2 separate regions of the Homo sapiens genome follow, and region 2 is linked to region 1. Evidence: read pairs that join two places in POLR2A ChIA-PET (ENCODE). Cell type or tissue: OCI-LY7. All regions are shown on one strand. Links, peaks and the distances in the headings refer to the core of each region. The heading gives the core; the rest is flanking DNA.

What was found. Peaks named below come from ENCODE experiments on the same cell type or tissue, not always from the same donor. Only the 100,000 strongest peaks of a DNase experiment are listed, where the experiment ranks them.
Region 2: POLR2A ChIA-PET joins it to region 1 with 5 read pairs; 1 of 35 experiments calls an interaction of 5 or more read pairs at or near these places.

Annotation. Positions count from the first base shown.
Region 1 is chr3:168,615,727-168,624,300 of GRCh38, reverse strand. LOC105374200 (a long non-coding RNA gene) reads left to right here and starts at 4,982. Exons shown (of 3, transcript XR_001741015.2): 1 at 4,982-8,574. It also overlaps the pseudogene EGFEM1P. RefSeq lists an enhancer at 6,601-7,217. In OCI-LY7, for the core only: CTCF peaks have their summits at 3,057 and 3,256; a DNase peak (open chromatin) is centred at 3,260.
Region 2 is chr3:169,805,192-169,811,978 of GRCh38, reverse strand. LRRC34 (leucine rich repeat containing 34) reads left to right here. Exons shown (of 11, transcript NM_001172779.2): 2 at 3,234-3,351; 3 at 4,270-4,391; 4 at 4,489-4,553; 5 at 5,048-5,131. Among named protein-coding and RNA genes, the nearest start is that of LRRIQ4, 4.3 kb to the left of the region's middle. RefSeq lists cis regulatory regions at 3,495, 5,751 and enhancers at 3,423-3,567, 5,679-5,823. In OCI-LY7, for the core only: no CTCF peak of the experiment used is centred there; a DNase peak (open chromatin) is centred at 98; H3K4me3 peaks cover 560 bases.

The DNA.
Region 1 (8,574 bases), core at 1,343-6,342:
AGGTAGGATGTATACCATAGTGACTCATTTTCAGTTAGGTTTATTCTTCTATCAAAGCTTTAAAGGTTACAGTTGTTTTAATAAAGGAGATGGAATTTCCAGGTGAGACAACAGAGCTGTGAGTTGGAAAACTCTGGTCTCAAATTAACATCTAGAAAGTAGATTAAATTTGTTTGTAATAGACTAGCTAAAGTTTAACTAGCTTTCTTATTACTGTAATTTCACATTTAAAGTGTGCATAATTAAAAACATTTGCTAGAAGAAAACAGCATTTGAGAGTGAACAAAAGCTTTGAACTGGTAAGTGATGTAAATCTGTAGCATTTTATTTTTAGAAATTAATGTCAATCTAATGCAACAAAAATATATATCCTTTGATATCTATATAAATCTACAAAATCTTTAACAAGAAAGACTGCCAGCTTCTTTTACCAATAGGAATGTACCTACAAATCATAGGAGTGTCCTGCAAAATTTTAAGCAGGACTTGGTCTCCGGCTCCAAGAGTAATCATTTAAATTCAATTAAAAAAATCATAGTACATGAAAATTTCAGAAAGCCATTCGTGAATAATACAGCCCTGGAATTTGCATTTGTCTTCCTCCAACTCCCCAAGCAGAGAGATGGTTAAAAATGAATTTTGTAGTTGAACTCTAGGAATGTCAGATCTCAGAAACAACAGACAAAGAAACTCTAATTAGCTGTGATGAATGTTGATTATAAGCGTGGATATAACAATGATTACAAAAGGAAAAAAAAAATGATGCATTGGTCCCGTGTATCAAGTATAGTTGTGTAATCAGAGAAATTTAATCACAGCAGGCAAATGTGATATATTTGTATTTATACAATTTTGTGGATTCACTGGCAGAATTGTCCTCAGAAAATACAAAAGCAATAAAAGCATTCCTATTTTATATGCTTTATCTCTAAGCCATTTAATTCTTGAAGGTCTTTTTTTTCTTGGTCATTTTTTTACCTCCTCCCCAAATCCCACAGAAAACTCATTTTTGTGGGATGTCACAGCAAAATACTCAGTACTATTACCTTATTAGAGTGTTCTTTTCAGTCTGTCCCTAGTTGATTAGGATTAATAGAAGACACATATGCTCTCAGGGAAAAATAAGCTGTTTTATCTGAAATGTTTGATTATAAGACGCGGCCCTTCATTTGAGTTTCTGAAAGGGAACAGGATAGAATAGCTATGTCTAAAGATGAAGCCATGAACAGCACTAGTGCTGTCAAGTTCTGTGACATTAGCCAGAGCTTTGCTGGCTCATGAATAAGTTCTCAAATATAAGAAGTCATGTGGTCAGCTGAACTCCCATAAAAGATCTAGTAACCTGTTAGGAGGTCATAGAGTTTATCTTGAACAAGAGTCTGGCTAGGAGCTTGCTGTCTTTTGATTTTCTGATGAAGTGATGGATGAGAAGAAGAGGTCACCCAGGCAGTACAAAGCCAAACCACGCCAAAGCAAAAAACCTCACAGAAACCTTAGCTGGCCCACATTATTCGCAGCAAGAGATTTCTGCTTTGCACTGATTACTCATAAAACCTTTTTCCCTGAGCAAAATTTATTTTTTGCTACTGTTGTTCTATAATTAGGTGTTTTTGCTGGAATTAGAAGCAAACGTGAAAAAACCGTTCTCACAATGCATTTGAAAATGGCATCTGAGTTATCATTGGTGAAGCTGAATTAAACTACATAATTTATCATTATGACTGTATACCTGTGTTTGCCCTGGAAACTCCACTTAAGTATAATAAAAAAGAGAAAAAACATGAATCATTAGACGGTTACACACACACACACTCCTTATACATTAGTACTTTGTATAGTTTCTTTAACATCTGTATATAATGATTTTTCTATATTCAACCTGATAGAATGCAAATATATTCATCCATATAATAATGTTACCTAAGATATTCAGAACTCCATCATCCTACAATTTAAACTGCAGAAAAGTTTCTCTTTGATAAAAAGTGAATCTTGGTACAAATATATTGTAAATGGGAAGAAAACATACCCAATTTTCACCTTCATGTACTAAAGAATCTCAATCTGATTTCTAATTCCTTTTTGTGAGCATATTCATAAAAGAAATTAGATATCATTCTTCCTCCCCAAGACACACAAATAAACCACATCTATTTGAATAAACTTTTGTACTTGACCTGGGAGTCCAAATGCCTGTTGGGACAAGGCAGTCAACAGAAATGAGTGAAGCAGGCACTAGATGCAAATGACCAGTCTACACCATGAGTGGTGGGCAAGAGTAAGATTGTCCACAAGAAGAAAGCTGGCCTAAGATTGTCAGATCTTCTGCTATGTTAAGAGAAGCTGTAAATTTTATATAAAATCTCTTTTTTTTAAAAAAACAGGACCTTGCTCTGTTGCCCAGCCTGGAGTGCAGTGGCACAATCATGGCTCACTGCAGCCTCATCTCCAGAGCTCAAGCAGTTCCCCCACCTCAGCCTCCTGAATAGGTGGGACTACAGAAGCACCACCACATCTGACTTTTTTTTTAAGTGAAGATAAGTTCTTGCTATGTTGCCCAGGCTGGACTTGAACTCCTGGCCTCAAGTAATCCTCCTGTCTCAGCCTCTCAAAGGGCTAGGATTACAGGCGTGAGCCACCACACCTGGCCCTGAAATCTCTAGATATAATTTGGATGTGTATACCCTCCAATTCTCATGTTGCAATGTGACCTCCAATGTTGGATATGGGCCTAGTGGGTGGTGTCTGGGTCATGAGGGTAGATCCATTATGAATGGCTTGGTGGCATCTCGTTGGTAATGAGTGAGTTCTTGCTCTGGCAGTTCATGTGAGAGCTGGTTGTTTAAAAGAATCTGGGATCCCTCCCTTCTCTCTCTTGCTCCTTCTCTCACCATGTGATATGCTTGCTCCCTTTGGCCTTCTGCAGTGATTGTAAGCTTCCTGAGGCTTTCACCAGAAACACACGCTGGCACCACGCTTCTTGTATCGCCTGCAGAGCTGTGAGCCAAAATAAACCTCTTCTTTATAAATTACCCAGCCTCAGGTATTCCTTTACAGCAACATAAAATGGACTAATATGTCTGCTAATTTTTAAATGTTGGCATAATTTATACGAACCAAACAAAGCATTCTTTGGGCTGATTTGGCACACAGGCTGATAGTTTGCAAACTGTTCTGTACTACGGCTGCTGTCTGTATTATCAAGTCCAGAGGGTAAACTTCAGTGACAGGCTATGGCCAGAAAGGGGCGACAGAGGGTCACAGAACCAAACCAGGCCTATTAGATTCATACTCCCAGCTGCCACTGGGAAAACCTGTCCTGGGTATGGGGCGCTCCCAATTAAATCAAGCCAAATCAATAAGTTGGAGGTTGCTGGATACGAGGCAACAAGTAGAGAGAAATTAGGGTGAGGGGGAGATGCCAAGGAAACCAGGTTGTTTCAGAGGACACTGGTGAGCTAAGGGGCCCAAAGAAAACTGTTTTTTCAAAGACGATCAGATATCAAATAATATTCACAAAGGGAGAAATGATGAAGTTTCAGGAACAGCACTGAGAATGAATGAGCTCTTACAATGTTTATGCAAAAGTCAAAATCTTCAAGCCACCTATCTTGGCTTCTTAAAATCACCAGAATGGGCCCCAGAAAAAAAGGGCCTAATAGAACATGTGCCTCTGTGAATAATTTAACTAGTGTCACAGCAAGTACATATTTTGCTAGCTGATAAATTAATAAAGGAACAAACAAGTTTTGTAGTTTAAGAGTTGGTATAAATTATTGTGCAGAAATGGCAACTGAAATGTACAAGAGTCTTCTATAGTAATCCATACTTACTTTACTGTTATCCCTTAGATGTTTAAACATGAAGATAAAAATCAAAGCTCTCAGTTTTATGTTAATGTTTTTCAATACTCTCACCTTTAGCTGCAGAAATATGGCATACATGAAAGAAAAATGGGGCAAAACCTACTATGCCACCTTCAGAACCAACCCATTACATGTGAAGAACATTCTTTCAATAACTTGAGAACCTTCTTGAACCCCAAGTTTCGCTGCCTTGACACTTTGAGAAGGCTGGAGATGATTGCTAGCCCAGAGAACAATGCTCAAAAGTAGGTTCAGCATGAGGTCATCAGGAGGATGTGTTGGGCTGGGTAACTGTATTTAACTTAGAAGATGAGCAAGGGCAAGAACACCACCATGACCACCTCCAAGGTAGAGAAAAATAACTTTGTTTCCTGAAATAATCTGTTATTTAAAGAGCGAATGAGAACTGGGTGTCTGGATTGGGAGGCAAGGCCTGGCCAATAAAAGCAGTAAACAGAAATTGTTACTCTGTCTAGAAAATAGCACCTAGATTTTAAACCAAACTACTTTGCAAAGCCTGAACTATACAGGGAGGAAGGAAACAAAATCAGATTCCCTATGGCCCTCCTTCAGCCAGCTTTAGTTCTCTTTCACAGTTCCAGCATAATATGGTTTTAAGAGTGAATAGTATTCAACACATGCTTTGCATAAGGACTCATGCTTTCTTTACCATAATCCTGGCAGACTTTAGGGTCTACATGTTTCAAAATGGAAAATGTAGCTCAGTGAAGTTGTCATTTGCTCATGGTCACTGAATTGGTAAGCAGAAATGGCAGAGCTGAAACCCAGTAATTCTTTAGATTCTTAGTGTAATGATATTTTAACTGCACTTACATTTTTTATGCTGTGTATGTATATATTCTTTCATGTTCTCCCAACTGTTTGTTATGTTCTTTATCCTGATCAGTCTGATTTCTCTGATCCTGCTGTCATGGGGTAATTGCTCCTCTCTCAGTCGAAGACACCTAATGATGCATCATTTGCTGATCATGATATTGCAGGCCAAGGTTACGATCAACTACTAAGGGGACTTGCTGGCTTGCTTCCCATAAAGTACAGGGCAGTGTGAACCCTGAGGATCTGAGACAGGTCTCAGTTAATTTAGAAACTTTATTTTGCCAAGGTTGAGGATGTGTGCCCGTGACTCAGCATCAGGAGATCCTGATGACTGACATATGCCCACGGTGGTCAGAGCACAGTTTGGTTTTATACATTTTAGGGAGACATGAGACATTAATCATCATATGTAAGATGAACATTAGTTCAGTCCAGAAAGGCAGGACAACTCCAAGCCAAGGTGGAACAACTAAAAGTGGGGAGGGGGCTTCCAGGTCATACATAGGTAAGAGACAAATAGTTGCATTCTTTTGAGTTTCTGATTAGCCTCTCCAAAGAGGCAATTAGCTATGCATTTATCTCAGTTAGCAGAGGTGTGACTCTGAATAGATCAGGAGGCAGGTTTACCCTAAGCAGTTCCCAGCTTGACTTTCCCTTTAGCTTAGTGATTTTGGGGCCCCAAGATTTATTTTCCTTTCACAAAAAATAGGAATAACAACACAAACAAATCCTCAAAATGAAGAAAGTAAATTGTGATACTGTCACAACAATAGAACTGGAGAAAAGCTGGGGGAGTCTAGCACTGAAGACCAGAAGAGATAAAAGCTGGAGTGTTCAAATTTGAAAGAAATCAGTGAATTTCAGAGAAAGGGAAACCGACATGCACATGATAAAAATTAATTTCCATTTCTTGTTTTATATGTCCCTAAAGTAGCATCAGGGAGGAGAAGCAATTTGGCAAATGTATCTTTTGTGTTTAAACATCAATTTGATTTGTTATAGATACTTGTCTTTCAAATATTACATTTTCCATAACTAGAAAAGACTAGAAAAATAAACTTTCTAAACTGTTTATAAGCTAAATTTTATTTTGACTTTTAAAACAGAAAATTTCAGTAAGAGTAAAGATCCATAATAAAAGGAAAAAATAGACACTGTTCTTAATCTTTCATTAACTAAGACCAGGATCTTTCATAAACATAATTAACTAGAATTGGCATATGATAGATCCAAATGTAAATGATCTTCAGTAAAAAGGAGCAAGTAACCAAGAGAAATGTGACTTAGAACATACACCTACACATATAAACACACACATATAGTATTAATATAGCAGGCTAAAAATAGGAGAAGACACTTGCTTTTTGGAAGCTTGGGAAGTGAAAAGTTCCTTTCACCTTTCACCTGCAGCCTCATCTCCCACATGATAGCCACTATGGATCACGATCCATTGTCTGGTGCCCAAAAGCTAAAAGCCAACTAATTACTGCTGATGGTTGAAGAATTCTATTTGGGCAAAGGAAAGTAGTTGGATTGAGATCATTATCCAGTAGCTCACAACTCTTTAAACTGCTGGTCAACCTGCATGTCTTTGAAACTAAACATCTAAAGCCTTTTATAATTGCAGAGAAAGTTTTGGTATAAAATTCAGCTCCTGCTATGTAGGCAGATTAGTTCACTTCTGCATACATGCTAAGTGCCCATCCTTCCAATCTTCTTCCTCCAGCCCATCTCTTTCTAATACCCATTGACACTGTAAATTCCATTCCTGCTGGAGACAGCTGTGGCTATAAAACTTGACTCATGAAAATATTAGTGAACATTTCTATTTTATCTCTGTGCTTTTCTTCCAGTTTCTTTATGCAAACCAAGAACTGGCTGCTTCCTGCCTTTAAAAAGGGAAACCAAAGAATCTCCCCATTTACCTCTCTTATGGCCCTTGTGAAATATCTGTCACTTGGGAAAGTAAACACATTTACAAAATTTATCATAGGAAATCGAACCATTTGCTGAATCCCAAAATATAAGATATGCCTAAATATTTAATAGTGAATTATCTAGGCTTAGAAGTTAACTGGTTAGGGAATGGACTTTTTAGGATCTCTACTCAGCAATTTGAATTTTTCCCCAAAGTCACTAATTTAATTATTGAAACATACTCATCTTCATTGTGTATAACTCTTGTAGTGAATTGCTCATGTCTTTTCTAAAAACTGGAAATAATGTTGCTTCTTCCTCTGGCAACTTTTTAAAAATTATTTTTCTGTTTCCTGCCTCAGGCTTCATTCCTTATACCCATTACATCTATTTATATCCCCAGTAACTTCCTTTTCAAAGTCCCCTCATGTTGACAGCTATTTCCATACTTTTAAAAATACATTCTTCAAGTTACCAAGTCTCCTTATTGTGAGCCTAATGGCCTTTTCTTCACTGTAATTTACTTTGAATCACGCCAGGTGAAAAAGAAGGCTTCTGAGTTGATGCCAGATTCTTCACATGATACAAATGCTGTCTCTTTGTCTGTATGTTTTCATTCCGCCAAGCCCATTTTTTTCTTGGTTTCCAGACTAATTGTCCTTAAAAGGCATTTGCATCTTATTATTCTCTTGCTCTGTCGATAGCTCTCCCTCTATTATTGCATCAAATCTAAACTCCTTTGCTTGCCTTGCATGGTACTCCAACAGTTTGTGCACAAAGTTACTTGTTGATTGCCAAATTTAAGCAAGATTAACCTGGCAGCTTGCGTGCTGCAGCCATTTCTCATGAAGAATGAGAATATATAAAATATTAAAAGAGATGAAAAATGCCTTATTATATTTCAGTTGTGTTCATTTTTAAACTCAAATTTCAGGTTATCATACATTAGAATTTCAGTCCTGATAAAATACATTACTTAAAGGGGGAGAAAAGGCTTATGGTAGCTGAAAAGTTCATCGCCTCATTTTGCTAAGTTATTTATTATAGGTTTCCCCAGTTGCCTTATTTTTAGAAAAGATTTGTTGGCTAAGAGTGATCAGATGCAAAGCTCAAAACTACGTATACATAAGTTATATGTTATCACATATAACATAGGGAAATGGTTACCATTATGAACTCAATTTATTTGTTAATATTTCATTAATTTCACGTTAGTATTTCTTCCTCAAAGCCTAACCCACAGAGAATTTCATTACCACTACCATTCAGATATCAAATCTCTTTCTAAAACAAAGTAAAGAAAAATCTTTTATAAAAATGGATCTTTAGTTTTATAGACAAAAGAAACTGTGAAAAAGAAGATTAAATCTTCATCAGTTTAACTCACAAAGCAAACGCATAGGGAAATAGCATTATTCAACATTTAAATTGTTTTAAATCAGTCTTGGGAGTTTTTTAGTCTATCCAAGGTAAAGGAATTCTATACCCAGTTATGCTAAATTCCTAAATAGTAGATTCAAGTAAATCCTCCATTGAAAGAAATAAATCACTTCTGTGCTGAGGAAGCTCTATTAAGATACAATCTGAAAGATCTATCGAGACCTGAAGTGAAATACATACATTTTTAAAAGGATAAACATAGGGGGAAATGTCTCTAATGCTTTGTAGTGAATATATCCACCCAAATGTTCCAGAGCTCCCTGATTTATTCTCAAGTAACAACCTTGGCTCTTTAAACATTGTTTATGATGGTCAAATGAGAACATATACAGAGTTTCAATACAAGCTATCTGCCTAGTAGACTTCCTTTTGAGAGTAAAACACTCTTAAAGCATCATTTACTTTCACAAACAGCATATGCACACCATGTGGCACCCATTCTTGTTAACACCAAAGTAGCAGTTTGAGCTTAACAGCTTGGGAGCTCTGTTTATAATAATAGTAATACTCGGTG
Region 2 (6,787 bases), core at 1-5,000, 1.2 Mb before region 1:
TTTAAATATTTCTGCGCCCATGATTAGCAAGTTAAGCACCTACCCTGAACGGCCACCCCCTACCCGCCATTTCCGTTTTATATGCTGGTTTTAAAGTCTGTTTGTGGATACGGAACTGTGTTCGGAGGCTGGCTTAATAATACTGCATCCAGGAGATGGGCAGTGTTAGGCTCTGCCTTTAGCATGAGAGGAAATTTAAGCTGGCATAACAACTTGTTCAAATGTACACACTGCGGATTCTGGATAGGGCACCCACGTTCTGACTCATGCTTATCGCTTAGATTTCCCAGTGCTTGGCTAAGTATAGAAAAGCATGTTTTGGAGGGATCTACCTCCTAAGTAAGTCCTCTCTCTGGAAATTGTTAAAACGTGGCTGCCAGAGGCGTGGATGAAAAAATGAAATTTGGGTTAGGTTCTTGACATTTTCCTGCGTAGCTGGGTTATTTCCTAGTTTTTGCTTTACAATTTGAAGGCTATTTTCCTTCTAATATGAATACAATATAGGAAATAAATTCATTGGTGCCACAAAATCCTGGCATACAAAATACGTAGGTGAATTTTAAATCAAAGGAAGGGTAGCAGAAACTTTTAAATACTGTAAATCTCTGGCTAGCTTGTTAAATAAGAATATTTCCATAACTTTGTTTAGCTGTATTTAGCTCGTAGTCTAAGATTCCTTCATGCCTTCGCGAAAATGAATTGTAGTCTGACACATTTCTGTGCCCTCGGAGATTCTCAGGGCAATTTTTCTCTTAATACCAAGGAAGACAGTAGGGAAGAAAGAAGCCCAGTGGGAGCCCAGCTCCAACTTCTATTTGGGATCTACTTGCTTTGTTTCCTGGGGAGGACGCTAAAGCAGCATTTTCTAGATTGCATTCCAAGTGAGGTTTTTGTTTTGTTTTGTTTTTGAGATGGAGTCTCCTCTGTCGCCCAGGCTGGAGTGCAGTGGCGCGATCTCTGCCCACTGCAACCTTGTAACCTCCACCTCCCGCATTCAAGCGATTCTGTCGCCTCAGCCTCCGAAGTAGCTGGGACTACAGGCATGCGCCACCACACCAGCTAATTTTTGTATTTTTGGTAGAGATAGGGTTTCACCATATTGGCCAGGCTGGTCTCGAACTCCTGGCCTCAAGTGATCCGCTCGCCTCGGCCTCCCAAAGTGCTGGGATTACAGGCGTAAGCCACCGCACCCGGCCGGAAATGCAGCATTCTTATCCTCCCTATTCTCAAGCTTAACAGTTTGCAGAGTGTGCACGTTTTAAATGCCCTGAGAAGTGTTGTGTCTGTGTATAGTTTTGTTTATTTTAGTACTTCTCAGACTTACTTGATAATAAGACCTATTCTATTTGGAACACCTTTGATCATCCTGTAGAACATGCATATTCCACAAAATACAGTTTGGGAAATATTGTGCTACAATATCATTTAAATACATGAAAATTTTCTAAAATAGGTGAAGCTTTTTTTAATACGTACATCTATCCACATGACAGAAATTATGCTATTTAAATTTTTCAGAGAATATCTAGTGACATGGGAAAACTGCTTACAATATAATGTTAATTTAAAAAACAGCATATAAAGTTATATCCAAAGATTCCAATTTTGTTTAAAAAATACTTAATATGCATATAAAAGAAAAACTATAGGAAGTATGTATGCCTAGACCTCAATTGTGGTTGTTCTTTGGCAGTGGGATTGCAGATTAACATGTATTTTTTTTTAATGTTAGAAATTTCCGGTCGGGCTCAGTGGCTCACCTGTAATCCCAGCACTTTGGGAGGCTGAGGCAGGCTGATCACTTGAGGTCAGGAGTTTGAGACCAGCCTGGCCAACATGGTGAAACCCCGTCTTTATAGCTGGGTGTGGTGGTGTGTGCCTGTAGTCCCAGCTACTCGGGAGGCTGAGGCAGGAGAATCGCTTGAACCCGGGAGGCAGAGGTTGCAGTGAGCCGAGATTGCGCTCCTGCTCTCCAGCTTGGGTGGCAGATCAAGAACCTATCTCAAAAAAAAAAAAAAAAGAAATTTCCAAATTGTCTGGAATAAGTATATTAAATTTATTTTTAAAAAGGTTATTAAAAACTATAAGAAAATTTTGTTTGCTTTCATCTGAAATGTAATGTTCCTCATGTTAAATCTCGTTCTGCAGATCCGTTTAGCAAACTCATTATTCTTCAGAGTGCAAAGGACACTCAGTAAACAACATTTCTGAGATGTAGAGACTTAGAAGAGAAGCCAGCTCCTAAAAAGCTAGGCTGGTTGAGCAATGAGATCTCTGTGCACAAATTTTTAAAAGACATCCACAAAAGGTAGATGTATAGAAAACAAAGACAGTGGCCTGTACTTCTAAGAAAAGTAACAGCATAACTTCCACCCCAGAAGATGTAGGCCTTGCAGAAGATGCTTTTGAGGTATTACTGAGAACAGCAAGGTCATTAAGGAAATCTGCATGTATAACAGAAAGGAGATCTCAACTCCTGCTTTGTGTCTGTCTTCTTAAGAACTTAGGGAAAAGTCACCTTTAGAAAGAGGAAATGGAAGGCTGGGTAGGAGAAGAGCTTCTGTGAGCCAGGCCTCGATTTGGTATGAAGAAATGACAGTTACATTCAAACTTGGGATGGTGTAGAGGGTATCCAAGAAGCTTGTGGGAGTAGGTGCTTTATCAGATCCCTTTTGAGTTAGGTTATTAGATAAAATTGTTTTTATGTGAAGCTATTTTAAGAAACCTTTTCCTCTCGTGGATGCTGAGATACTGAGTTGAAAAAAAAAAAAAAAAAAAAGAAACCTTGAGTCCCTGTAACCCATTAGGGCACAGTGGAAAGAGGTTTTGGAATCAGTTTGATTCTGCACTCTGCCTTTATTAGCTGCATGGTTTTGGACAAAATATACAATTTCTTTGGAAGTCATTTTCCTCAGCTACCAGGCCTGGCACATAATGGAGCTTAGTTCTCCCTTTATGTCACTTCCAACGTAGGGTGCTCACTTGAGCCAGTGTCTGCCAAGCCTCAATGGGTGCTTCAATGGCCCTAGTTCTCCAAACAGCATTTTAATTATCTCTCCCATTCATTATTTTTATTTCTCTTCTCTTTTTCTAACCTTAATTCTGTTTCCTTTTCTTCCCTACCCCCACTATACACACATACAACTCATATATTTGAAAGAGGTAGTTTTTATGGTTTTTTTTAAAGCTTCTAGAATAATTTATATGTGATAGAGGATGCATATATTTTTCAGAATCTCCAGAATCTGGTCTCCAGAAACATTATTCTAATCTGTGTATGGAAAAATCCCAGAAAATTAATCCTTTTATATTGCATATACTCCAAGAAGTGGATGAAGAAATTAAAAAGGGGTAAGAAAGACAAATACTTGATTACATTAATAGTGTTTGCTTATATTCATGTGTGTGAAAATCCTAACATATTGAGTGATTTTATAGCCATTTGAAAATGCTTGGTAAAATGAACATACCATTTGATTCAGGTAAGTAAGTACACGAGCAACACTGTTAGTAGGTCTTAGAGGTGGTATAGTATTCAGGAAAGAGCACTAGACCAGGAGTACCCAAGCTTGGGCTCCAGAGTGATCTTTAACTTCTGTGGGTGGGGTGAATCTTTTTTTTTTGTTTGTGGGCAGGGTGAATCTTTTTTTTTTTTTTTTTTTTCTGAGATGGTGCCTCCCTCTGTCGCCCAGGCTAGAGTGCAGTGGCGTGATCTCGGCTCACTGCAAACTCAGCCTCCTGGGTTCAAGCAATTCTCCTGCCTTGGCCTCCCGAGCAGCTGGGATTACAGGTGCTCGCCACCATGCCCGGCTAATTTTTGTATTTTTTAGTAGAGACAGGGTTTCACCATGTTGGCCAGGCTGGTCTCGAACTTCTGACCTCAGGTGATCAGCCCGCCTTGGCCTCCCAAAGTGCTGGGATTACAGGCGTGAACCACCACGCCTAACCTGAGCTGGGTGAGTCTAAGCAAATCACTGAAGTTTTCAGTGTTATCTATAAAGTGGGGATACTGTTTGTGTGAGTGTGAGTGTGTGTGAGAGAGCTAAATATATGGAATCTTTTAAAGCACTTTGCAGTCTGCAGAATGTTCAGTAGTTTTAAGTTACCTGGTATAAATATACTGTATAAGTCTACTTATTATATGCTTGCTTCCAGTAAATGATATCTGTGATATGACTATTTATACATGAAGGAAACATACTTTTACTTCTTTACTGGGTTTCTATTTCAAAATCTTTTTTTTTTTTTTTTTTTTTTGTATTTTAACAGGCTAGCAGCAGGAATCACATTAAACATTGCTGGTAACAATCGCTTAGTGCCAGTAGAAAGAGTTACAGGTGAAGATTTTTGGATTCTTTCCAAAATTTTAAAGAATTGTCTGTATATTAATGGTATGTTTCCATAAGAATCAATACCTCCTGCTTTTCATTGATCTGATTTTAAGTATTCTTTATAATGAATATCCACTTCTATTCATCTGTGCTTCAGGTTTGGATGTTGGATATAACCTTCTATGTGATGTTGGTGCATACTATGCTGCGAAACTGCTTCAGGTATTATTTTACTACAAAATGTCCTTAGTTCCATTTACAATGAAACCAATTAGTCTAATGACACACACATAAAACACTAGTTTTACCTGATGTCAAGGGTCCTGACTCTGTGCTAGAACACTCGAAATATACTGGAAACCCATTGTGGATTTGGTCTCAATGGAGCCAGTAGCTAGAGCTCCTAAGTTATCTTTTGCAAACTTGTACACCATGATTAAATATATACACCACACATCTTTCAGATTGATCAAAGGTAAATATAGTTTTTTCTTTCATTTATATTGTAATTATATTTTGATTACATGAGAATGATTTTTTTCCTTAATGTAGTTGTTTTTGCTAGGATACAGTTTTTCTTGGTTATAAAGATTTTCTTTGGAGGAAAACACTTATTCAAATAAAGTATATACTGTATGTGTATATGTATATACATGTATGTAAAACTGACCAATTTCCAATAATAATAATGTGTAATAGCTTCTTTTCTCTTATAGAAACAACTTAATCTCATTTACTTAAACCTCATGTTTAATGATATTGGGCCCGAAGGTGGAGAATTGATTGCTAAAGTGCTACATGTAAGCATTTATGTATTTCAAACTAACATTGTATTTGGAAATTCTAACTTCTGATAGCTTGGAACCAACAGTGTCCAATGTTGAAGTGAACTTATTTTAATATTGTAGGAATGTATATTTTTATTATACTTTAATTTATTCAAGTGTAGACATTGCATGAACACTTTTGAAGTCATAGTTTTACTAAGATTTAACTCACATACATAAAATATACCCTTTGAAAGTCTTCAGTGGTTTTTTAAGTATTAATATATTCACAGGGCTGTGCAAGTATCACTACTATCACTATTTTAAAAACATTCTTATCACCCCAAAAAGAAAAGCCCTAAACTCATTAGCAATCCCTCTCCATCTTTTCTACCCCCTGCTCTCCAGCCCCTGGCAGTCACTAACCTACTTCGTCTCTCTATGTATTTGCCTATTGTGGACATTTCATATAAACAGAATCATACAATATGTGGCCTTTTGGGACTGGCTTAATGTTTTCAAGGTTCATCTTGAAAACCCAGTCACAAAGATTTATGTTTTTTTAAGAGTTTTACAGTTTTAGCTCTTTCTTTGATCCATTTTAATTTTTGAATATGGTATGAGGTAGGAATCCAACTTTATTCTTTTGCATGTGTATATCCACGTGTCCTAACACCATTTGTTAAAAGACTATTCTTTCTCCCATTGAACTGTCTTGACAGTTTTGTCCAAAAATCAGCTAACCATCATTACAGGAGTTTATTTCTGTACTCTCAATTCTATTCTTTTAATCTGTATGTCTATCCTTATGCCAGTACCACACTATCTTGATTACTATAGCTTTGTAGTAGGTTTTAAAATCAAGAAATGTGTCCTTGTTCTTTTTTCAGGATTGTGTTGGCTCTTCTGTGTCCCTTGCATTTCCATATGAATTTTAGGTCAGTTAATCAATTTCTGCAAGAAAAGCAGCTGGGAGTTTTTTTTTTTTTTTTTTTTGAGATGGAGTTTTGCTCTTGTTGCCCAGGCTGGAGTGCAATGGCGCGATTTTGGCTCACCACAACCTCCACCTCCTAGGTTCAAGCAATTCTCCTGCCTCAGCCTCCCAAGTAGCTGGGATTATAGGCATGCACCACCATGCCTGGCTAATTTTGTACTTTTAGTAGAGACAGGGTTTCTCCACGCTGGTCAGGCTAGTCTCAAACTCCCGACCTCAGATTATCTGCCCACCTCGGCCTCCCAAAGTGCTGGGATTACAGGCATGAGCCACTTCACCCGGCCAGCAGCTGGGATTTTAATAGGAATTACAGTAAATCTGTAGATCACCTTGGGGAGTATTGCCATCTTAAGTCTTCCAAACCTCGAACATAAGATGTTTCATTTATTTAAGGCCTTTCATTTCTTTCAGCAATGCTCTGTAGTTTTCAATGTGCAAATCTTACATTTCTTTTGTTAAATTTATTCCTAACTTTTTTTTATGCTATTGTAAGTGGAACTGTTGTTCTTAATTTCATTTTTAGGTTGTTCATTGTTAGCATATGGAAATACAGCTGTTTTTGTATATTGATCTTGTGTCCTGCTATGTTGCTGAACTCTTGTGTTAGTTCTAACAGGTTTTTTTGGTGGAATCCTTAGGATTTTCCCTATGCAAGATGGTGTCACATACAGAGTTTCACTTCATTTCCAATTTGT